3 separate regions of the Homo sapiens genome follow, and all the other regions are linked to region 1. Evidence: read pairs that join two places in POLR2A ChIA-PET (ENCODE). Cell type or tissue: CD4-positive, alpha-beta T cell. All regions are shown on one strand.

What was found. Peaks named below come from ENCODE experiments on the same cell type or tissue, not always from the same donor. Only the 100,000 strongest peaks of a DNase experiment are listed, where the experiment ranks them.
Region 2: POLR2A ChIA-PET joins it to region 1 with 13 read pairs; 7 of 35 experiments call an interaction of 5 or more read pairs at or near these places.
Region 3: POLR2A ChIA-PET joins it to region 1 with 29 read pairs; 8 of 35 experiments call an interaction of 5 or more read pairs at or near these places.

The regions. Positions count from the first base shown.
Region 1 is chr5:1,312,602-1,320,601 of GRCh38, reverse strand. CLPTM1L (CLPTM1 like) reads left to right here. Exons shown (of 17, transcript NM_030782.5): 17 at 2,149-2,850. The coding sequence ends at 2,233. Among named protein-coding and RNA genes, the nearest start is that of MIR4457, 7.2 kb to the right of the region's middle. RefSeq lists a cis regulatory region at 581 and enhancers at 509-653, 3,857-4,006, 4,297-4,686, 7,505-7,574. In CD4-positive, alpha-beta T cell, no CTCF peak of the experiment used is centred here; DNase peaks (open chromatin) are centred at 4,171, 4,851 and 7,421; H3K4me3 peaks cover 2,463 bases; H3K27ac peaks cover 2,245 bases.
Region 2 is chr5:1,251,692-1,259,691 of GRCh38, reverse strand. It overlaps TERT (telomerase reverse transcriptase), which reads left to right. Exons shown (of 16, transcript NM_198253.3): 13 at 1,033-1,094; 14 at 4,281-4,405; 15 at 5,187-5,324; 16 at 5,861-6,525. The coding sequence ends at 5,964. Among named protein-coding and RNA genes, the nearest start is that of SLC6A18, 30 kb to the right of the region's middle. RefSeq lists a promoter at 6,706-7,364. In CD4-positive, alpha-beta T cell, a CTCF peak has its summit at 4,533 (motif pointing left); a DNase peak (open chromatin) is centred at 4,521; H3K4me3 peaks cover 817 bases.
Region 3 is chr5:1,382,694-1,390,693 of GRCh38, reverse strand. No RefSeq gene overlaps it. Among named protein-coding and RNA genes, the nearest start is that of LINC01511, 6.6 kb to the right of the region's middle. RefSeq lists enhancers at 4,001-4,569, 4,626-4,920. In CD4-positive, alpha-beta T cell, no CTCF peak of the experiment used is centred here; DNase peaks (open chromatin) are centred at 3,513, 4,283 and 4,753; H3K4me3 peaks cover 1,760 bases; H3K27ac peaks cover 2,061 bases.

The sequences.
Region 1 (8,000 bases):
GTATGCTCGGCCGTTGCTCCGTCTCAGCGGCGTGGCTGCTGCTGAACGGAATGACGGCTTTCACCGCACCCTGCGCCTGTTTATCCATTTGAGGGAAAAGATAATTTGCAGGTGGTGGTTTTTCCTGTCTTGCCTAAACTTGGGTTCCAGTTGCCCATGATATGTCCTGGCAAGAAACTGTTCCAGCTCTGTCTCCTCACTGTGCTTTAGAAATGCTCGTTTCTATGTGAATTATTGATGAGCCACTGAAAGCAAATGTCTCTCCTTAAGCGATTTATTTACCTATTCACAGTCATTGCTATTGAGCAGAACAGAGACCGTAGCATGGCTAATCCATACTTGGCGCTAGCCTCGAAGTGTCCAGCCAGCAGTGTGGACCTGCAGGGCACAATGTCACTGGGGAGCTCACTCACCTCAGCATTGGCCGCACCCCTTAAACCAGCCACCAGGGCCTCTGAAGACTGCATTGCGTGGACCTCTCAGCTTGGCCTTCAGGTTGAAGGCTGACGGCTGAGGAAAAGGCTTTGTGGAATTTTCTAAAGGCAGAGGTTCAGGCCCCACCCCGGGCCTCGGAATTTTCCAAATGCAGAGGCTCAGGCCCCACCCTGGGCCTCCCGCTTCCCTCCAGGGCTGACATCTGCCCTCTCAGTCAGCAAAACCTCCCTCCAGCTCTGCTGTGCCAGGGTAGGAGCCAGGGATCTGGGGCTCCCCTCGGGAGGGTTGCATCTGGACCACTGCAAGCACTGCCCTCACCTCCAGTGCCGGCCCCAGGGCCTTGTCCAGGGGTCGAAGGAGTGTGTGTCACCCCCAAGACCTGCTGCCAAGTGTCTCAGAGCCTCCTGGCTGTGTCCTTTCTCTGGCCCTCAAGGTCCCTTTTCCCATCTCCCTCCCCCGACCAGGAGGCCACCTCACACACCACGGCTGTGACACTTCCCTGTGCCCTTCCCTCAGGGCCTGGGGCCATCCTACTAGTGCAGGAGAGGGATCCTCTTCCCCCAGGCCGTCCTGGCGGGTCCTGCCTAGGTCCGGGGTGCCGGCCCTTGGGGAGCGCAGTGCTCCCGTCCCCGCCCTGTCTCCACACTCAACCTCGCCAGGTGTTCAGAGCCTCTGTCCCAGCCAGCATGAGGCTGGCATGGTTCTGCCTGGTTTAACTCTTTGTTCGGGTGCAGTTGGCACATCCACACAGTGGCTCATGGCCGCCCTTGCCCAGCTCTCCAGGCCTGGCCGCCGGCTGCCCCCCCCCACCCTGTTGCTGTCTCGTGCAGCCCCTGCACGGGAGCTCCAGCTTGTGTCAGCGGGAAGGGCTATTTCACCATAAGCAACACTCACACTCACACGGGGCTTGGTTCCTGTCCCCCGTTCACCATTCTCAGATCCCCCAGCTGGCCGCCTGCCCCCTGCAGAGCCTGAGGTTGTCCAAGCCACGGAGCCCCGGACGCTGCTGCGCCTGGTGTGGTTGTCTCAACTGTGAGCCCTTCAAGTGGCTCCCAAGTCCTCGCAGGTGGCCCGGGGCGTGCCTGAAACTGTGCTGTACTCAGGCTCTGTGTTAATGGCTCCAGACCTGCAAACGGTGTTTGGCCAGGATCACAGGGCCCTTGGTGGGCAGCAGGTCTGTTTTTAAGCTGAAACCCTGTACTTCTGTTCGCGGCCGTGTAGAGCTGCCCCTTATGCCACAGCTTCCTCATCCATACGTAGGGGTGATGTTGGCAAGGCCTCCGGGGCGCTCAGGATCAAAGGCGGCGGCAGTGTCCTGCCAAGTGTTCACAGCTGATGAGACGTGGTCCCTGAACACAGCGGTTCCTGTTCTGATCACTCGAGTCTCCGTGATGCCACCGTTCCCAGAAGGCAGCCCGTGCAGCCTCCGGGTCCCCCCTTCAGCCATGGCAGCCCGTGCAGCCTCCGGGTCGTCCCTTCGGCCAAGCTTCCCTTTCCTTGAGAGCAGCACGCTGGCCTGGCCATGCAGAACAAAACACAACTCAGAAATCCCTCCTCAGCCCTCGGCAGTAAAACTTCTGAGGATTCGACTTTTTAGTTAATTTGCTCACTGTGGCAGCTCACTGGAAAATAAATCGAGGATGCCAAGTCCTCCTCTTAGAAAAATAGCCCCTGCAGTGGGGTTTGCTGATGTGCTCATTTGTGTCATTGCAGGCTTTATCCTGTGGATAAACGCAGAGTGAACGAGTTTGGGGAGTCCTACGAGGAGAAGGCCACGCGGGCGCCCCACACGGACTGAAGGCCGCCCGGGCTGCCGCCAGCCAAGTGCAACTTGAATTGTCAATGAGTATTTTTGGAAGCATTTGGAGGAATTCCTAGACATTGCGTTTTCTGTGTTGCCAAAATCCCTTCGGACATTTCTCAGACATCTCCCAAGTTCCCATCACGTCAGATTTGGAGCTGGTAGCGCTTACGATGCCCCCACGTGTGAACATCTGTCTTGGTCACAGAGCTGGGTGCTGCCGGTCACCTTGAGCTGTGGTGGCTCCCGGCACACGAGTGTCCGGGGTTCGGCCATGTCCTCACGCGGGCAGGGGTGGGAGCCCTCACAGGCAAGGGGGCTGTTGGATTTCCATTTCAGGTGGTTTTCTAAGTGCTCCTTATGTGAATTTCAAACACGTATGGAATTCATTCCGCATGGACTCTGGGATCAAAGGCTCTTTCCTCTTTTGTTTGAGAGTTGGTTGTTTTAAAGCTTAATGTATGTTTCTATTTTAAAATAAATTTTTCTGGCTGTGGCATTTTTCTTGACCTGGTATAATGAAAGTATTTCGGATATTTGAGTTTAACCCTTTTCCAGAAAGTAATACATGATATGGATTTATTTATGCATTAAAAGAGCAAATTTAAAGAGCCCTTTGCAAGCCTTTGAGTCATGAGTGTTCTTAGATACGTAGCATCTTAGTTGTTTAAGACTAAACTATTGTACAGAGCCATGACCCATCAGGTCAAGCTTATCTTGCCCTAGGTTGAGGCAGAGAGAGAGAAATGGAATAGAAAGATGGGTGGAGAACTGCTGGACTCGGTGTGTAGTGAAGTTTAATGTTTGTTGAAGTTAGTTTTTGTGGGGTTTGTTGTTCTCAGCTCACAGCAGCCTCCACCTCCCATGTTCACACAATCTTCTTGCCTCAGCCTCCTGAGTAGCTGCGACTACAAGTGTGCACCACCACATCCAGCTTTTTTGTATTAATATTTTTAGTAGAGATGTGGTTTTGCCATGTTGTCCAGGCTGGTCTCGAACTCCTGATCTCAAGTGATCACCCGCCTTGGCCTTTTGAAGTGCTGGGAGTACAGGCATGAGCCACCACACCTGGCCTCTAAATATATAATCTTTTTTTATTCCTGGTCATTTCCTTGCTCTAAGTCTCCTTTGCCAATAACAGCTTTCATCCTCTTGTGTTTCTGGAACAGGCTCCCCTCTCATGGGCCTGGCTTCCTTGCAGCTGAGGGGCTTTGGGAGCCCTGCTCAGAGCCCCAAGCCTGCAGGCCTGTTCCATGTGTCTCCACGTAAATGGACGAGACACACCATTCCAGGATGCTCATTCAGGCTGAGAACCAAATCCAGATGCTCTCAGTCCATTCGCAGATGACAGTGAAGTTTCTGTACACTCTGCTTTCTTCTGGATCAGATAAATCTTTTATAATTAAGGTGTTGTAAACTTCACTCGATTTGAGAGGAATGCACTGGGGCTTCAAGTTGTCATCTTTCAGTTTTATTCATTAAAATACGAAGATACCAGATGAGTTGGCACAGGAAAACAAATACGAATACACGGCCTGTACTGTGTTACTTAGTCGTGTGTTGTAAGTGGGGTCTGGAAGGGTGGCTGGGAGAGCGGGTGAACTGCCGGTTCCAGATGGGACGCACAGCACCTTAAGGGGCCTGGGGGGGCACACGGGAGGCGGCTCCAGAGGCAGGGCAGATAGTGGGGGCCCGCAGGCAAGTCAGCAGTGGGGGAAAGACAGCAGAAGGCGTGAGGGTCTTCATTGGTGTATGTGAAGGTCACGAGGTCACACGGCCCTGCCCATCACAGGTGCGTCGGTCTGCGGGGAAGTTGAGGCATCAGGGAACAGGAAGTTTTAAACGTTTACAATGGATCTTACCCACACAGGCCGTGCCTTTGCCTGCGGTGTCAGATTACTAGGGCGGGGTGCGGTGGAGGGTGTCCCTTCCACACCTGTGGTTTTATTTGTCTTTGGGGGAGGGGAGCCTTGCTTTATAAAACACAACTGGCTGTGTTCTGTAAGGCTTCACCCAGCACATCCTGTTGGCAGCAGCTAAGCACACAAACGGGAAAGGAGTATCGCCCAACTCCACCGATGAACTCAAAGTGCCTGGCTTTGCCTGGGGGATGCTGGCAAGGTTAGGTGCGGTTCCCAGCGTTTCTTCTGCCTCCTGGGGCACATCCCGCGGTGGGTCAGCGCCTGCGGCCGGCTGCTGCAGAAATAGCGTCATTCGGCCCCTGCATCAGCAGCCAAAGCCGGGCCTAACTGTCAGGAGCTCCGTGGATAGCTTTGCTGCTCTCGCTTTTCAGTTTCAGTATCAAAAATAGTTGCTACAAGAACTGATTTTTGTCATAGCACCTGCTCTTCCATTTGGGCTGGCGTGCTGAGCAAAGGTGGGTGCAGGCGCCTCATCAGCCTGACAGCAGAGTCAGCTTAACCTGAGTTTTCAGGAAGCACCGTGGCAGGCCCCCAAAAGGGGCAGATGTCCACCGTGCACTGCGTCTGCTTCTGCAGTCGGCCCTCCAGTGCCGTTTTCTTTCACCTGCAAAGGGCCTTAATGCGTGAACCAGCTGCTGGTGACTGTTAGTCTTGCTCTGTTTAAACAGTAGCAAGTTGCAGAGTGTTCCTTTGAAGACACCGCAAGTCACGTGTGTCAGTTACTCCTGAGAGGTTTCTGGGGCGCCTGCCTCTCCTTTCTTTAAGATGAGCAGAGGTTTAAAAAAAAATGAGTTTGGGGAATGAGCCTTGAAAGTCCTTCCAGCTTCAGGACCGGCACTTGCTCTGACAGTCTGACTTCTGCCCTGTGGGCCGGCGCTCCTGCAAATGGGCAGTGTTTCAAGAGAGGACTGAGCCTCATGCAGATCCATCTCATGGGAACCCTGAAGCTTCACTGACCAACAGAGGCTCCACCTGGGCGACTTGAAACATGCTTAAAGGGTTTATCTGTCATTCATCCCGATGAGTTTAGTTCTGTTTTCCTCTTGGATTTCATTGATATTTCTGCATACCATCAAAGCCCTGTCTTATGATTGATCATGAGGTGGGACTTAGAAATGCGCTAAGTACCTGTGGATTTTAGACTGTGTCAAAGCCCTCGAAGCTGAAACAGAGGACTGACAAGGTGAGGGCCCGGGGTCCCCCACGGTGGAACTGCAGTGTCCTGATCGCAGCTGGTGGGCTCCGTACCTGGGCAGGATGGGCTCTACTGGAGCAGCCAGTGTCCAGAAGGAGCTTCTGTCTCTACCCCTTGGCACTGGCCACTCATTTTATAGAAGAGATTTTCTTTAGACCAGAGTTTATTAGAAAGCCAAGGAAAATGAGAACACGTCCCCCTGTGAAGTACCTGCCACACATAGCCCTGTTGAAGCCAGTTTGGTGGCTGTTGGGTCTTTGGCAACGAGATCAGTCTGTTGGCCTCGGCCCCGGTAAGCCCCACAGGCCAGGGGTCTGGAGGAAGGATGGGGTGCAGCCTGCGATAGGTGAGGCTACGGAACCCTGACGAAGCAGGGGCTGTGTTCGAGGAGTGATCCATGCGGAGGAGGGAAACCAGGAGGAGGTCTTGGCGTATACCACACTGCTTACCCCTTTCCTGAAGCAGGCACAGGACCCAAGGGGGTGTGGCGCCCTGTGGCCCACCATGCTTTCAGAGCAGCAGCCTCTGCAGAGACACTGGTCCCAGAAAAGCCACCGCCTGAGTGTCCCCCAGCCACGGCCACCATCCCCACAGCTTTCATGCTTCAAGCAGCATATTTGTTCTCTGATGGTTCTGGAGGCCAGGAGTCCAGACCAGACCTCCCTGCGCGGCCACTGGGGTGTGGGCAGGCCCTGCCCTCCAGGGGCTCCAGGTGCTCCGTTCCTCGTGCTCTCCACCTCGAGAGCTGTGCTCCTTGCATTCCCGGGCTTGTGGCCTTCTTCGCCTCACCCTAACCTTTGCCTCCGTGGTCATATCCCTGATTCTCACCCCGACCCTCTGTGGTTACATCAGTCCCAGACGATTACCCAGCATCATCTCCCATCCAAGATCCAAGTGTGATGGTGGCCACCGAGTCCACTCTGGCACGTGGGATCACATCCGCGGTTCTGGGGCTGAACCGGGATGTCTGGGGGGACATGCCCACCTCCCCCTCATCCTGCCATTTCCCTTGTTGAACCTTCAGTGTGATGTCCCAGTGGCTTCTGTCCTGCTGGCTGGACTCAGCTGGTGCACTGAGAGGCAGACACTTTTTTTTTTTTTTTTTTTTTGAGACGGAGTCTCGTTCTGTCACCCAGGCTGGCACTGCAACCTCTGCCACCCGGGTTCAAGCGATTCTCCTGCCTCAGCCTCTCGAGTAGCTGGGGTTACAGACATCTGCCACCACGCCCGGCTCATTTTTGTATTTTTAGTAGAGATGGGGTTTCACTATGTTGCCAGGCTGGTATTGAACTCCTGACCTCACGTGATCTGCCCGCCTTGGCCTCCCAACGTGCTGGGATTACAGGCATGAGTTGCTGCACCAGGCCGGCAGGCACTTTTAAAAAACTTGTTGCTATACAATTTCCACACAGTGTCATGGCAGATGCACCCCGTGCAGCTCAACAAGCCCTGCATGCTTCCAGACTCCAGCACCAAGCACCCGAGTCAGGCTACAGACAGACCCCGGCCCCACGGGGCCCTCTCAGTGGAAACCAGGCGGGTGAACCCAGCCCATGGGTCACCGGGTCCAAGTCCCACACATGAACAGTCATGCTGGGAGCTCTGGTACCCAGGTTCTCGGGCTGGGCTCTGTCTGGCGTCCATCTGTGTTGTCGCAAGCGGTGCTCATTGTGACTTTCTTCCATGTGGCATTCCATGGCACGAACCGGGGCCGTTACGGATCAAATCATGCACGTGGCTGTGCCTGCCTTTGGGCACAGACCCAGGGGGGACATGGCTGTTGTGGTGCATGTGTGCTGAGCTCCAGTACATGTCACCCGTGTTCTAAGGGGTCTGTGCCACTCTGGCTGTGCACTGTGGCATGTGAGCCCCATGGCATCACCCCTTCTCCAGCACACAATGCTGCTGTCTAATTTTAGCCACTCTGGTGGGTGTGTAGTGGAGCCTTTTCGCGGTTTAAATGTGCATTTCCCTGCTGACTAGCGGCGTTGAAAACCCTTTGTATCCTCACCAACCCTCTGGGTGGCTTCTCTTTGTGTTTTCTGTTTCCTGTTCCCTCCAATCACACCTTGCAGAGCTGATTGTGCAGGGCTGGCTCACTGAAGCTGCCGTGGCCACGGACGGTGAGGCTGAGACCATTTCCTCCTGTCTGTTGTCTAAAATCATCCCCTAAGGCATTTGTGGATGCAACTGATGAAACCGCCTAAGTCTGCGGTTTCCTTTGTGGGATATTTTTTTCACTACTGTTTTAATTTTTGTAACTTCTGTGATAATAATACCATGCAGATTTTCTATTTCCCCTTGATGTTTTATTATATTTTGTTTAAAGAATTTGTCCGTTTGACCTAAAATGACAACTGTCTTTTTTTTTTTTTTCAAGACAAGGTCTAACTCTGTTGTCCAGGCTGGAGTGCAGTGGTGCAATCTCAGCTCACTGCAGTCTCAACCTCCCTGGGCACAGGCGATCCTCCCACCTCAGCCTCCTGAGTAGCTGGGACTACAGGCACACCTGGCTAATTTTTGTATTTTTAGTAGAGGCGGTTTCACCATATTGGCCAGGGTGGTCTTGAACTCCTGACCTCAATTGATCTGTCCACCTCAGCTCCCCAAATTGCTGGGATTACAGGCCTGAGCCACCATGCCCAGC
Region 2 (8,000 bases), 61 kb after region 1:
TCCGTGTCCACTCCCCCTCTCCTGTGGGCATCTGCGTCCACTCCCTCTCTCCTGTGGGCATCCGTGTCCACTCCCCCTCTCCTGTGGGCATCCATGTCCACTCCCTCTCCTGTGGGCATCTGCGTCCACTCCCTCTCCTGTGGGCATCTGCGTCTGCTCCCTCTCTCCTGTGGGCGTCCGTGTCCACTCCCCCCTCCTGTGGGCGTCCGCGTCCACTCCCTCTCCTGTGGGCATCTGCGTCCGCTCCCTCTCTCCTGTGGGCGTCCGTGTCCACTCCCCCCTCCTGTGGGCGTCCGCATCCACTCCCTCTCCTGTGGGCATCTGCGTCTGCTCCCTCTCTCCTGTGGGCGTCCATGTCCACTCCCTCTCCTGTGGGCATCTGCGTCCACTCCCTCTCCTGTGGGCATCCGCGTCCACTCCCTCTCCTGTGGGCATCTGCATCCACTCCATCTCCTGTGGGCATCCACGTCCACTCCCTCTCCTGTGTGCATCTGCATCCACTCCACTCCCCCTCTCCTGTGGGCATCCGCGTCCACTCCCTCTCCTGTGGGCATCTGCATCCACTCCCTCTCTCCTGTGGGCGTCCGTGTCCACTCCCCCTCTCCTGTGGGCATTTACATCCACTCCATTCCCTCTCTCCTGTGGGCGTCTGTGTCCACTCCCCCTCTCCTGTGGGCATTTACATCCACTCCACTCCCTCTCTCCTGTGGGCATCCGCGTCCACTCCCCCTCTCTGTGGGCATCTGCGTCCACCTCCCCTCTCTGTGGGCATTTGCGTCCACTCCCTCTCCTGGTTCCTTCCTGTCTTGGCCGAGCCTCGGGGGCAGGCAGATGACACAGAGTCTTGACTCGCCCAGGGTGGTTCGCAGCTGCCGGGTGAGGGCCAGGCCGGATTTCACTGGGAAGAGGGATAGTTTCTTGTCAAAATGTTCCTCTTTCTTGTTCCATCTGAATGGATGATAAAGCAAAAAGTAAAAACTTAAAATCCCAGAGAGGTTTCTACCGTTTCTCACTCTTTCTTGGCGACTCTAGGTGAACAGCCTCCAGACGGTGTGCACCAACATCTACAAGATCCTCCTGCTGCAGGCGTACAGGTGAGCCGCCACCAAGGGGTGCAGGCCCAGCCTCCAGGGACCCTCCGCGCTCTGCTCACCTCTGACCCGGGGCTTCACCTTGGAACTCCTGGGTTTTAGGGGCAAGGAATGTCTTACGTTTTCAGTGGTGCTGCTGCCTGTGCACAGTTCTGTTCGCGTGGCTCTGTGCAAAGCACCTGTTCTCCATCTCTGGGTAGTGGTAGGAGCCGGTGTGGCCCCAGGTGTCCCCACTGTGCCTGTGCACTGGCCGTGGGACGTCATGGAGGCCATCCCAGGGCAGCAGGGGCATGGGGTAAAGAGATGTTTATGGGGAGTCTTAGCAGAGGAGGCTGGGAAGGTGTCTGAACAGTAGATGGGAGATCAGATGCCCGGAGGATTTGGGGTCTCAGCAAAGAGGGCCGAGGTGGGTGCAGGTGAGGGTCGCTGGCCCCACCCCCGGGAAGGTGCAGCAGAGCTGTGGCTCCCCACACAGCCCGGCCAGCACCTGTGCTCTGGGCATGGCTGTGCTCCTGGAACGTTCCCTGTCCTGGCTGGTCAGGGGGTGCCCCTGCCAAGAATCGACAACTTTATCACAGAGGGAAGGGCCAATCTGTGGAGGCCACAGGGCCAGCTTCTGCCTGGAGTCAGGGCAGGTGGTGGCACAAGCCTCGGGGCTGTACCAAAGGGCAGTCGGGCACCACAGGCCCGGGCCTCCACCTCAACAGGCCTCCCGAGCCACTGGGAGCTGAATGCCAGGAGGCCGAAGCCCTCGCCCCATGAGGGCTGAGAAGGAGTGTGAGCATTTGTGTTACCCAGGGCCGAGGCTGCGCGAATTACCGTGCACACTTGATGTGAAATGAGGTCGTCGTCTATCGTGGAAACCCAGCAAGGGCTCACGGGAGAGTTTTCCATTACAAGGTCGTACCATGAAAATGGTTTTTAACCCGAGTGCTTGCGCCTTCATGCTCTGGCAGGGAGGGCAGAGCCACAGCTGCATGTTACCGCCTTTGCACCAGCTCCAGAGGCTTGGGACCAGGCTGTCTCAGTTCCAGGGTGCGTCCGGCTCAGACCGCCCTCCTCTCTGCCTTCTCTCTCTGCCTCAAATCTTCCCTCGTTTGCATCTCCCTGACGCGTGCCTGGGCCCTCGTGCAAGCTGCTTGACTCCTTTCCGGAAACCCTTGGGGTGTGCTGGATACAGGTGCCACTGAGGACTGGAGGTGTCTGACACTGTGGTTGACCCCAGGGTCCAGCTGGCGTGCTTGGGGCCTCCTTGGGCCATGATGAGGTCAGAGGAGTTTTCCCAGGTGAAAACTCCTGGGAAACTCCCAGGGCCATGTGACCTGCCACCTGCTCCTCCCATATTCAGCTCAGTCTTGTCCTCATTTCCCCACCAGGGTCTCTAGCTCCGAGGAGCTCCCGTAGAGGGCCTGGGCTCAGGGCAGGGCGGCTGAGTTTCCCCACCCATGTGGGGACCCTTGGGTAGTCGCTTGATTGGGTAGCCCTGAGGAGGCCGAGATGCGATGGGCCACGGGCCGTTTCCAAACACAGAGTCAGGCACGTGGAAGGCCCAGGAATCCCCTTCCCTCGAGGCAGGAGTGGGAGAACGGAGAGCTGGGCCCCGATTTCACGGCAGCCAGGCTGCAGTGGGCGAGGCTGTGGTGGTCCACGTGGCGCTGGGGGCGGGGTCTGATTCAAATCCGCTGGGGCTCGGCCTTCCTGGCCCGTGCTGGCCGCGCCTCCACACGGGCTTGGGGTGGACGCCCCGACCTCTAGCAGGTGGCTATTTCTCCCTTTGGAAGAGAGCCCCTCACCCATGCTAGGTGTTTCCCTCCTGGGTCAGGAGCGTGGCCGTGTGGCAACCCCGGGACCTTAGGCTTATTTATTTGTTTAAAAACATTCTGGGCCTGGCTTCCGTTGTTGCTAAATGGGGAAAAGACATCCCACCTCAGCAGAGTTACTGAGAGGCTGAAACCGGGGTGCTGGCTTGACTGGTGTGATCTCAGGTCATTCCAGAAGTGGCTCAGGAAGTCAGTGAGACCAGGTACATGGGGGGCTCAGGCAGTGGGTGAGATGAGGTACACGGGGGGCTCAGGCAGTGGGTGAGGCCAGGTACATGGGGGGCTCAGGCACTGGGTGAGATGAGGTACACGGGGGGCTCAGGCAGAGGGTCAGACCAGGTACACGGGGGCTCTGATCACACGCACATATGAGCACATGTGCACATGTGCTGTTTCATGGTAGCCAGGTCTGTGCACACCTGCCCCAAAGTCCCAGGAAGCTGAGAGGCCAAAGATGGAGGCTGACAGGGCTGGCGCGGTGGCTCACACCTGTAGTCCCAGCACTTTGGGAGGCCGAGGCGAGAGGATCCCTTGAGCCCAGGAGTTTAAGACCAGCCTGAGCAACATAGTAGAACCCCATCTCTATGAAAAATAAAAACAAAAATTAGCTGAGCATGGTGGTGTGCGCCTGTAGTTCCAATACTTGGGAGGCTGAAGTGGGAGGATCACTTGAGCCCAGGAGGTGGAAGCTGCAGTGAGCTGAGATTGCACCACTGTACTGCAGCCTGGGTGACAGAGTGAGAGCCCATCTCAACAACAACAAAGAAGACTGACAAATGCAGTTTCTTGGAAAGAAACATTTAGTAGGAACTTAACCTACACACAGAAGCCAAGTCGGTGTCTCGGTGTCAGTGAGATGAGATGATGGGTCCTCACACCATCACCCCAGACCCAGGGTTTATGCACCACAGGGGCGGGTGGCTCAGAAGGGATGCGCAGGACGTTGATATACGATGACATCAAGGTTGTCTGACGAAGGGCAGGATTCATGATAAGTACCTGCTGGTACACAAGGAACAATGGATAAACTGGAAACCTTAGAGGCCTTCCCGGAACAGGGGCTAATCAGAAGCCAGCATGGGGGGCTGGCATCCAGGATGGAGCTGCTTCAGCCTCCACATGCGTGTTCATACAGATGGTGCACAGAAACGCAGTGTACCTGTGCACACACAGACACGCAGCTACTCGCACACACAAGCACACACACAGACATGCATGCATGCATCCGTGTGTGTGCACCTGTGCCCATGAGGAAACCCATGCATGTGCATTCATGCACGCACACAGGCACCGGTGGGCCCATGCCCACACCCACGAGCACCGTCTGATTAGGAGGCCTTTCCTCTGACGCTGTCCGCCATCCTCTCAGGTTTCACGCATGTGTGCTGCAGCTCCCATTTCATCAGCAAGTTTGGAAGAACCCCACATTTTTCCTGCGCGTCATCTCTGACACGGCCTCCCTCTGCTACTCCATCCTGAAAGCCAAGAACGCAGGTATGTGCAGGTGCCTGGCCTCAGTGGCAGCAGTGCCTGCCTGCTGGTGTTAGTGTGTCAGGAGACTGAGTGAATCTGGGCTTAGGAAGTTCTTACCCCTTTTCGCATCAGGAAGTGGTTTAACCCAACCACTGTCAGGCTCGTCTGCCCGCCCTCTCGTGGGGTGAGCAGAGCACCTGATGGAAGGGACAGGAGCTGTCTGGGAGCTGCCATCCTTCCCACCTTGCTCTGCCTGGGGAAGCGCTGGGGGGCCTGGTCTCTCCTGTTTGCCCCATGGTGGGATTTGGGGGGCCTGGCCTCTCCTGTTTGCCCTGTGGTGGGATTGGGCTGTCTCCCGTCCATGGCACTTAGGGCCCTTGTGCAAACCCAGGCCAAGGGCTTAGGAGGAGGCCAGGCCCAGGCTACCCCACCCCTCTCAGGAGCAGAGGCCGCGTATCACCACGACAGAGCCCCGCGCCGTCCTCTGCTTCCCAGTCACCGTCCTCTGCCCCTGGACACTTTGTCCAGCATCAGGGAGGTTTCTGATCCGTCTGAAATTCAAGCCATGTCGAACCTGCGGTCCTGAGCTTAACAGCTTCTACTTTCTGTTCTTTCTGTGTTGTGGAAATTTCACCTGGAGAAGCCGAAGAAAACATTTCTGTCGTGACTCCTGCGGTGCTTGGGTCGGGACAGCCAGAGATGGAGCCACCCCGCAGACCGTCGGGTGTGGGCAGCTTTCCGGTGTCTCCTGGGAGGGGAGCTGGGCTGGGCCTGTGACTCCTCAGCCTCTGTTTTCCCCCAGGGATGTCGCTGGGGGCCAAGGGCGCCGCCGGCCCTCTGCCCTCCGAGGCCGTGCAGTGGCTGTGCCACCAAGCATTCCTGCTCAAGCTGACTCGACACCGTGTCACCTACGTGCCACTCCTGGGGTCACTCAGGACAGGCAAGTGTGGGTGGAGGCCAGTGCGGGCCCCACCTGCCCAGGGGTCATCCTTGAACGCCCTGTGTGGGGCGAGCAGCCTCAGATGCTGCTGAAGTGCAGACGCCCCCGGGCCTGACCCTGGGGGCCTGGAGCCACGCTGGCAGCCCTATGTGATTAAACGCTGGTGTCCCCAGGCCACGGAGCCTGGCAGGGTCCACAACTTCTTGAACCCCTGCTTCCCATCTCAGGGGCGATGGCTCCCCACGCTTGGGAGCCTTCTGACCCCTGACCTGTGTCCTCTCACAGCCTCTTCCCTGGCTGCTGCCCTGAGCTCCTGGGGTCCTGAGCAAGTTCTCTCCCCGCCCCGCCGCTCCAGCGTCACTGGGCTGCCTGTCTGCTCGCCCCGGTGGAGGGGTGTCTGTCCCTTCACTGAGGTTCCCACCAGCCAGGGCCACGAGGTGCAGGCCCTGCCTGCCCGGCCACCCACACGTCCTAGGAGGGTTGGAGGATGCCACCTCTGGCCTCTTCTGGAACGGAGTCTGATTTTGGCCCCGCAGCCCAGACGCAGCTGAGTCGGAAGCTCCCGGGGACGACGCTGACTGCCCTGGAGGCCGCAGCCAACCCGGCACTGCCCTCAGACTTCAAGACCATCCTGGACTGATGGCCACCCGCCCACAGCCAGGCCGAGAGCAGACACCAGCAGCCCTGTCACGCCGGGCTCTACGTCCCAGGGAGGGAGGGGCGGCCCACACCCAGGCCCGCACCGCTGGGAGTCTGAGGCCTGAGTGAGTGTTTGGCCGAGGCCTGCATGTCCGGCTGAAGGCTGAGTGTCCGGCTGAGGCCTGAGCGAGTGTCCAGCCAAGGGCTGAGTGTCCAGCACACCTGCCGTCTTCACTTCCCCACAGGCTGGCGCTCGGCTCCACCCCAGGGCCAGCTTTTCCTCACCAGGAGCCCGGCTTCCACTCCCCACATAGGAATAGTCCATCCCCAGATTCGCCATTGTTCACCCCTCGCCCTGCCCTCCTTTGCCTTCCACCCCCACCATCCAGGTGGAGACCCTGAGAAGGACCCTGGGAGCTCTGGGAATTTGGAGTGACCAAAGGTGTGCCCTGTACACAGGCGAGGACCCTGCACCTGGATGGGGGTCCCTGTGGGTCAAATTGGGGGGAGGTGCTGTGGGAGTAAAATACTGAATATATGAGTTTTTCAGTTTTGAAAAAAATCTCATGTTTGAATCCTAATGTGCACTGCATAGACACCACTGTATGCAATTACAGAAGCCTGTGAGTGAACGGGGTGGTGGTCAGTGCGGGCCCATGGCCTGGCTGTGCATTTACGGAAGTCTATGAGTGAATGGGGTTGTGGTCAGTGCGGGCCCATGGCCTGGCTGGGCCTGGGAGGTTTCTGATGCTGTGAGGCAGGAGGGGAAGGAGGGTAGGGGATAGACAGTGGGAGCCCCCACCCTGGAAGACATAACAGTAAGTCCAGGCCCGAAGGGCAGCAGGGATGCTGGGGGCCCAGCTTGGGCGGCGGGGATGATGGAGGGCCTGGCCAGGGTGGCAGGGATGATGGGGGCCCCAGCTGGGGTGGCAGGGGTGATGGGGGGGGCTGGTCTGGGTGGCGGGGAAGATGGGGAAGCCTGGCTGGGCCCCCTCCTCCCCTGCCTCCCACCTGCAGCCGTGGATCCGGATGTGCTTCCCTGGTGCACATCCTCTGGGCCATCAGCTTTCATGGAGGTGGGGGGCAGGGGCATGACACCATCCTGTATAAAATCCAGGATTCCTCCTCCTGAACGCCCCAACTCAGGTTGAAAGTCACATTCCGCCTCTGGCCATTCTCTTAAGAGTAGACCAGGATTCTGATCTCTGAAGGGTGGGTAGGGTGGGGCAGTGGAGGGTGTGGACACAGGAGGCTTCAGGGTGGGGCTGGTGATGCTCTCTCATCCTCTTATCATCTCCCAGTCTCATCTCTCATCCTCTTATCATCTCCCAGTCTCATCTGTCTTCCTCTTATCTCCCAGTCTCATCTGTCATCCTCTTACCATCTCCCAGTCTCATCTCTTATCCTCTTATCTCCTAGTCTCATCCAGACTTACCTCCCAGGGCGGGTGCCAGGCTCGCAGTGGAGCTGGACATACGTCCTTCCTCAGGCAGAAGGAACTGGAAGGATTGCAGAGAACAGGAGGGGCGGCTCAGAGGGACGCAGTCTTGGGGTGAAGAAACAGCCCCTCCTCAGAAGTTGGCTTGGGCCACACGAAACCGAGGGCCCTGCGTGAGTGGCTCCAGAGCCTTCCAGCAGGTCCCTGGTGGGGCCTTATGGTATGGCCGGGTCCTACTGAGTGCACCTTGGACAGGGCTTCTGGTTTGAGTGCAGCCCGGACGTGCCTGGTGTCGGGGTGGGGGCTTATGGCCACTGGATATGGCGTCATTTATTGCTGCTGCTTCAGAGAATGTCTGAGTGACCGAGCCTAATGTGTTTATGGTGGGCCCAAGTCCACAGACTGTGTCGTAAATGCACTCTGGTGCCTGGAGCCCCCGTATAGGAGCTGTGAGGAAGGAGGGGCTCTTGGCAGCCGGCCTGGGGGCGCCTTTGCCCTGCAAACTGGAAGGGAGCGGCCCCGGGCGCCGTGGGCGGACGACCTCAGTGGGAGGTTGGACAGAACAGGGCGGGGACTCCCAGGAGCAGAGGCCGCTGCTC
Region 3 (8,000 bases), 70 kb before region 1:
ACTCCATGGCAGGAAAACGACAAGGGCTGAACCTGCCTGCAGCCTTACTGCTGCTCCTACCCTCCCCATTGTCACATAGGATGCCCCTTACCCTTGGGGGTGGCCACCACCCCCGCTGCAGTTGCCGCCCTAACAGCTCACACCTGGAGCCCCCAGGGCCTGCCTTGGGCAGCTGGGCCCTCGTCCAGGGGCCCCTGGGATTGAAGCCTGTGCCAGGGTGGCCCAGGGCCAGACCCTGACCACCTTGAGGTCAAAGCCCCCATCCTGACCTGCAGTCTGATATATGTCCAGAGTCCCCGTTAGGACCACTGGACCCCACCTGAAACCATGTCTGCTCCGGCCTCTCCCTTCCCTTGGCCTGTTTCCCGCTCTCTCCTGGTTTTCTCCTGTGAGTCCCAGTGATTCAGGAGCACAACAATCTCCACTCAAGAGTCTGCAGGATTCCAGCCTAAGGGAGACAATCACAAGCCCCACAGTTCTCTCTGTGTGCCTGACAGAGACACATGGAGAGGCGTGTGCAGTGGCCATAAAAGCCGAGACTGGGAGCAGCAGAAAGGCCAGCACTGAGTGGACGCTCACGGCAGGAAGGGCCCGTGAGCTGCGGCACTGGCTGGTGGGGCGGTGGGAAAGGTCGAACTGTATCCCCTGAGAAGGCTGAAGTCCTGACTCCTTATGTGAAAATAAGGTTGTTGCAGATGCGATTAGATAAGACGAGGTCATACCTGAGTAGGGTGGGCCCTAAATCCAATATGACAGGGACTCTATAAGAGGAGAGGAGAGACACTGAGACCCTGAATCCAACACCACTGGTGTCCTGGGAAGGGGAAAAGAGACACAGTGAAACAGAGACCAGGACAGGACCTCTGTGTGACTACGGAGGCAGACATCAAGAGATGCACCTGCAAACCAAGACTCACAGAGGGCTGCCAGCCATCACCAGGGGCTGGAGACACACACATGGAACAGATGCTGCCCCAGAGCCTCCAGCAGGAACCAACCCTGGCAACACTGTGACTTCAAACTTCTGGCCTCCAGAGCGGTGAGACCATAAACTTCTGTTGTTTCAAGTGCCCCGTTTGTGGTGGGCGTCCCCAGGGCATTAGAGAAAGCAGGTCCATCCTGCCTGGGCCTTTGGGTACCTGAGACATTCCCGGCCCTTGGGATGCCTTCCCAGGCTTCACTCTCCTTCCCATCCTGTACTTCCTCTTGTTCCCTCATCTGGAACTACCTTCTTTCTGTTCTCACCATGAACTTTCCAACCTTAACCCACTAGCTCCTATGCCATGTCAGCTTCCCATAGACATCACCACTGAAAGTCTGTTCCCACTCCAGCTTCTGGGTTCTGGCCCTTGGCCAGTGTTCCTTGAAACCCCCATTCTCCCCAGGTCTTCCCTAGCAGGTGTTCTGTTGAAGGCAGATGGCCCATTGTCTCTTGTCCCAGCAGGAACTGAGTTAGTCTCACTCGCTTCTGCCAGTGTTTTGAACAGGCCTGGTACATGGAAGGCAGTGGCATTTAATATGTTTACAGATGGATGAATGAATGGGTGGGTGAAGGGGCGGGTGGATGGATAAATGGGTGGATAGATAAGGGATGAATGGATAGATGGAAGGCTGGATGGATGGACAGAAGAAGGGAGGGATGGATGAAAGGAGAGAGAGAAAAGGGTGAGAGAGAGAGAAAGGGATAAATAGATTGATGAATGCACAGGTGGGTTAATGGATGAGTGGTGGATGGTTGGATGAATAAATGGATGAGTGGATAGTTGGATAGATGGATGAGTAAATGAATGGATGTATTGATGGACAAAAGAAAGAAGAAAGGGAGATAGGGAGGGAGGGTGAGAGGGAAAGGGGGTGTGTAGATGGCTGGGTGGATGGATGGTTGATTACGGTTGGGTGGATGGATATATGGATAGTTAGATGGATGGGCAGGCAGATGATGGCTGGATGAATAGATGCATGGATGGGTGGATAGATGAATGGGTAGGTGAGTGGATGGGTTGATGATGGATGGATGGATAGACGGGTGGGTGGGTATGTGATGGATGGATGAATGAATAGGTGGTGTGTGGGTGGATGGGTTGATGTGGGGAGTGAGTAGGTTATGGATGGATGGATGGATGGACAAGTGGATTTGTGGATGGATGAATGGATGGATGGATGGATGGGTAGATGGGTGAATGGATGTGTGGGTAGGTTATGGACGGTTGGAGGGATGGATAGATAGATGGATGAACGGATGAATGGATGGATAGATGGATGCATGGATGGATGGATGCTTGGGTGGATGGACAGATGGATGTGTGGATGGATGGATGCATGGAAGCATGGGTGGATGGATAGATGGATGGAGGAATGGATGAGTGGATGGGTAGGTGGAGGGATAGATAGATGTGCAGATGGATGGGTGGAAGGTCCTGGATGACATGTACAAGTCTGCCATTCTGGTCCAATCTCAAATTCCCCTACAGGGCTGACTGTGTGGATGCTGTATTTAGTACTTGCTCTCCAAGGAGGGTTGGGCTGTTTAATACAAATGAAATGTTAATTTCAAAATGTCTGAAGAAGTCTTTTCTTCTGACACTGTTTGTGCAGAACCCAAGCTCCCTGGGAGGGATGAGCCCGCAGAGCCCGCTTTGGTGCTGGACTCCCTGGGAGGGATAAGCCCTCAGAGCCCGCTTTGGTGCTGGATGGGAGGCTCACCCCTCCGCACCCTGCCCTTTACCATGGGATTTGTGCTGTTCGTCAAGTGACCTTTAGACACATGGCCTGGGTTTTTGAAGCCTGAAAAAACTATACAATTTTTCCTTTGAGAGAAGCATTTTAATAAAGGTTCGGCAACAGCGAAATACGTGGCTGAAAGGGTAAACGGATTCCTCTATGTTTGGCTTTTTTTGGTTTTCACTCCACAATCCTCCTTTAATCTCTGTAGATTCATTTGACTGGCCCAAAGGTCACAGCCTCTACCTGTTTCCTGAAGTCTGACAACAGAAAAAAAGCCACCTTTTTTGAAACACAATTCATCAGCAAATCCTACATTCCCTGGCGCCTCGCCTGCTCTCCTTCTCCTGAGGATGCACCAGATCACAAACACAGCTGGCCCTGGCGCCACAGCCAGGACCCATGATTCAGCAGGACAGAGCCAAGGATACTCATGCCCTACTGACAGATGGGTGTCCCACAAACCAACTGCCACTGTGCCGGTGCCTGACTTGGGGAGCTGGGGGAAAGCAGAAATGGAACCGACGGTCACACCCTGGCCTCCTCCTCCCCTCACCCCAGCCTGTCACTTAAGTGAACCAGGGCCATGGGGAGCTAGGTGTGGCCTGACCTGCAGCCCCCAGCTGCTCTCTGCAGCCAAGAGTGAGAACCGCGGCACCAGCCATGACCCACAGCTGTCAGCATCCCCACAGAGGATGGGAACCTCCGAGAACCACCCTCCTGGCAGAGAGGGCCAAGGGCGGTTCTGTGAGACCTGTGTCTCAGGTGTGTGTGTGAGAGAGAGGCAGGCAGACAGACAGACAGAAGGGCAAGGGCGGTTCTGTGAGACCTGTGTCTCAGATGTGTGTGGGAGAGAGGCAGGCAGACATTCAGACAGGGAGAGGAGGAGAGAGACAGAAAGAGACTCAGCAAAGCAGAGAGAACTTAGATCAGGGTCAAAGACTTCTGACGGCCCTCCCCTAGTCAGGGTGGTCGGCCATCCCGGTCTGCCCCGGACTGAGGGGTTTCCTGGATTCAGGATTTCTGGGGACCAGTGGTCGCCCCTGTCCTTAGTACTGGCCAGCCCTGCTCTGCTGAGTTGGGGAGAGCAGCCCCAGGCAAGGAGGTCTGAGGAAGGGGTATGGAGCGCGAGATGGGGGTGGCAGAGGGGAGATCACAGGAGAGCAGGTGGGGCAGGCTCAGACCAGCTCCCCATGTGTCGGGGTGCAGGAGGGGCAGCAGTGGCCGTGCACAGCGGGAGGGCGGTGTTTGGGGTGGACTGAAGGTGCCGAGCTCCAGCCCCGCTGTGTGGGACGCACTCAGCCTTTAAGGTGCTGCACCTGCACTTGCGCAGCAAGGAGCGAGCGTCACAGAAGCCAGTGCAGCCGGCCAGGGAGGACAGGGCAGAAAGCCACGAGGACAGGACCTGCGGGCAGCTGGCGGAGCCAGGCCAGACCAGACGCTGCCGGCTTTGAAGAGCGGCTCGGCCGCGGCCACGCGCGCCCGGCGTCAACGGGGCGTCTGACGTTTTCCTTTGTTTTCTTTTGTTCGAGAAGCCGGAAGTTTAGACTTTTACATTTGGGTAAAACGCTCCAGTGTTTGGGTGTCGGTGGCTGCGTCGCTGCGTCAGTCAGTCACTCGGTGGCAACAGCAGCAGCAGAGGCGCCCACCTGGCTGAGCAGAGAGACACGGTACTCACGGCGGGTGTGGGGGGCACAAGGCGCTCACAGAGGCCCCAGAGAACCGGCTCAGAGGCCAGCAGGGCAGAAGGGGGAGTCAGCCGGGTGAGCAGCTCTGCGCCCCGCCGGCCCCCACACCGACCACAGCAGAGGAGACCGGCGGCCTCACTCCCCGCGCCGGCCCCAGAGCCCCGCCCGTGCAGGTGCAGTAGGGCCCGGGGCACAGGCGCGGGGGAGCCGGCAGGGATGGCTGCGCCCAGCCAACGGCAGCAGGACCACGAACACCCCACTGCACCCCGTTCCATGAGGGCAGCTTCCTGTGAGCCAGACACGGCCCTGTCCAAGGGATCCTACCGCCCCGGCCCAGGCCACGCCCCAAGGAACGCCCTGTGGGTGGTGCTGAGCGGCACAGTCCCCAGGCCCCGCGGCCGGCCCTGCATTCGCTCTCTCGTGCCTTCCCTGGGGGAAACGCCCAGCCTGGCAGCACAGAACCTTTAGTTACACAGGCCTGAGTTTGAGGTCCGGGGAATGGGAAAGTGAAACGTGATCGCTGAACCTGCGTCTCCCATGTTCACACTATGTCCAGCAGTGAAAGTCCATCGAGCCTCCGACCCAAGCAACAGGCATTCTTCTACCCTTCCCCTGGCTGGCCTCCCTTCCCACCTCACAACGCTCACATGAATAAAGCGTGTCCCTCATGCCACTAGAAGAGCTCAGCCTGGGCCACAGCCCCCTCTTGGTGGCCCTGGAGAGGCCTCCTCTCCAAGAACACCAGCCCACCATGGTCCTCTGAGGACGCAGGGCCAGACACCAAGCGGGCAGGTGGCACGGAAAGAAAATATCGCAAGCTCTGTTCGCCTAAAAATATCGCTCTTCTAAGGTGAATGCAGAAGAATTTTCATGTATATGACTGACCTTCACAAATCCAGCCAGCATTAGCCCATCAAGCACTGAACACATTTATCTAGAATTTAAACAATTTTACTTATTCTGCAAGCTGAGATCCTCTTTACTTAAAACTGTTTGTCATATAGATGAAGGGACCCGTCAGACAGAACATTTTATTTGGTTAAAAATTGGATGGCATACATATTTACACAGTATTAGTGGGACAGAAATGACCGTTTTGAAGTATGCCCTCAGCCATGGCTGCTGGCCATGGGCTCCAGCCGGCCACGCCCTGCAGGTCCCCATCGTTAAGCTCATCCTGGTTCAGAATCAAAGGTTAATATTTAAGTGGCTTTTCAATTTGTGTATTCAAAGATAGTATTATGACCTGTAAGCTACAGAAACATTCTCATATCCTTTAAGCCTTGTTCACACAGAGAAACTGTATCTAAAATTCTAAAAAGTTCTATTAATCACAATGGTAATTTTTAAAGCTTAGAAAGAAGAGGAAAAGACATCACCTGTAGGTCTGTTACCCAGAAACGGCCAACACCCCACCGGTGCCCTGAGTTCATCCCGTGCCCATGCCGAGGCCTGGTTTGCTCCGGGTCCTGTCGCCAGGACACTGGACACTGCAGCTGGGCAGCTGCAGACCCTCCCTGTACTTTCTCCACCCAGGGTCGGGCATCGGGGTTGTGGAGGGACAGGCAGATGGGAGAGGGCAGGGGTGAGACTCAGGGCTGGGCCCTGGGTTAGAATCTCTGGCTCCCTCACTTTTTGGCAAGGGTCCAGGCACCTGTGCCTCAGTTTACTCATCTGTGCAGAGAGCAGTCATCGCGCCCAGCACAGAAGGCTGTTGAAAGGATTGGACAAGTTAAATGATGGAAATGGCTCAGATGTTTATGCACCAGTGCCACAGATGTCCCAGATCCATGTAACTATCAGTCTAATGCTACCGTTACCACTCTTAAAAGTATTTCAGATAATGAAATAAAACAGACTTTCCAGATTCTGACATGATGTAAAAAGGCATCCGTAGGGATCACTGACCTGAGGTTTCTGGAGATGAGCCTGGCCCTGCCATGACACAGGTGGGGTCATGATGCAGAGGACAGCCACCTGCAGCTGCCACCACCTGACAGGATACAGGACAGTCACCCCCACCTGTCACCACCACGGAGGACAGAGGGGACAGCCACCCCCACCTGTCACCACTTGAGAGGACACAGGACAGCCACCCCCACCTGTCACCACCTGACAGGACACAGAGGGCTTCTGGGAACCACTTGTGTTGTCTGTGTGTCCAAAGGGCGTGAAAGGACAGCCCAGTGACTGTTGCCTGCACAGAAATGATGCCCTTGAGACCGGAGGCCCAGGACACCTGCCCCTGATGGGCTCAGCGCTGATGGGCTCAGCGCTGATGGGCTCAGCGCTGGGCTTGAGAGCAGGAGTGTGTCCTGCTTCTGCATGTGTGTTCTGAGCAGAGTCCCTTTCCTGCGTGGCTGCCAGGACACTCAAAGCCACTGCTGAGCTCAGGTTCAGTGATGGAGTGGAGCTGTCGTTTCCTCCTGTGTGGTAGCCATACTCCCAAGGCCCCCCACCTCCTGTTGGTGACACCCTTGTTTGGTGTCCCGGCGATAACCATATTCTAACCCACAGAACACAGCAAAGTGGAGTGGAGGAATGTGATTGTGTTACACAGGATTGCAATGCCCATTTCTTTGGAACCTGGCCCTCCCCTGTGGCTTTGAGGAAGCACATGGCTGGGCCGGGGAGCCCCAGGTGACACGAACAGCAGGTGGCCTCTGGAAGCTCACGCAGCCTCTGACCAGCAAGGAAGTGAAGTCCCGAGTCCACAGCAGCAGGGCCCGGGATCCTGCCAATATCCCAAGGAGCAGAACCCAGGTGGACCCTGGCCCACGGGAGCCTTGAGTGAGACGGTAGCGGTCTGACGTCCGCGCTGCACTGGTGAGGCCTGAGCAGGGGACCCCGGAAACCCGGAGGGAGATGTGGACTCTGTTCAGCCGTTTGGCTCATGGCTGGCATTGCCATACGCGGGAGGCACTCGCTTCTCTGCCATTTTTATTTTGTATTTTCTTGTTAGCAGCCCTGGGAGGGGCCTGGCACAAAATATGCCTCAAACACTGTGGAGAGAATGAAGGAGGGTGAGCAGGGGGTTGGGGGGGGGTGCTCAGGAACCCCTGGGGAAATGAGGTGTGGTATGTAAAAGCAAACATTTATTATTTGTAATAAAAACATTCACTGTTTTCTGTGTGTGTTTATTTGTTTGTTTTGAGACAGAGTCTCACCCCATCGCCCAGGCTACAGTGCAATGTCGCCATCTTGGCTCACTACAACCTCCTGGGATCAAGCGATTCTCCTGCCTCAGCCTCCCGAGTAGCTGGGATTACAGGCGCCCGCCACCACACCCAGCTAATTTTTGTATTTTTATTTGTTTTTCTTTTTTGTTTTTGAGATGGAGTCTCACTCTGTTGCCCAAGCTGGAGTGCAGTGGCGCCATCTTGGCTCACCGCAACCTCCACCTCCCAGGTTCAAGCAATTCTTCTGCCTCAGCCTCCCGAGTAGCTTTGTATTTTTAATAGAGAGAGGGTTTCACCATGTTGGCCCGGCTGGTCTCAAACTCCTGACCTCAAGTGATCTGCCCGCCTCAGCCTCCCAAAGTGCTGGGATTACAGGTGAGCCACTGCGCCCAGCCAAGACTCACTATGACAT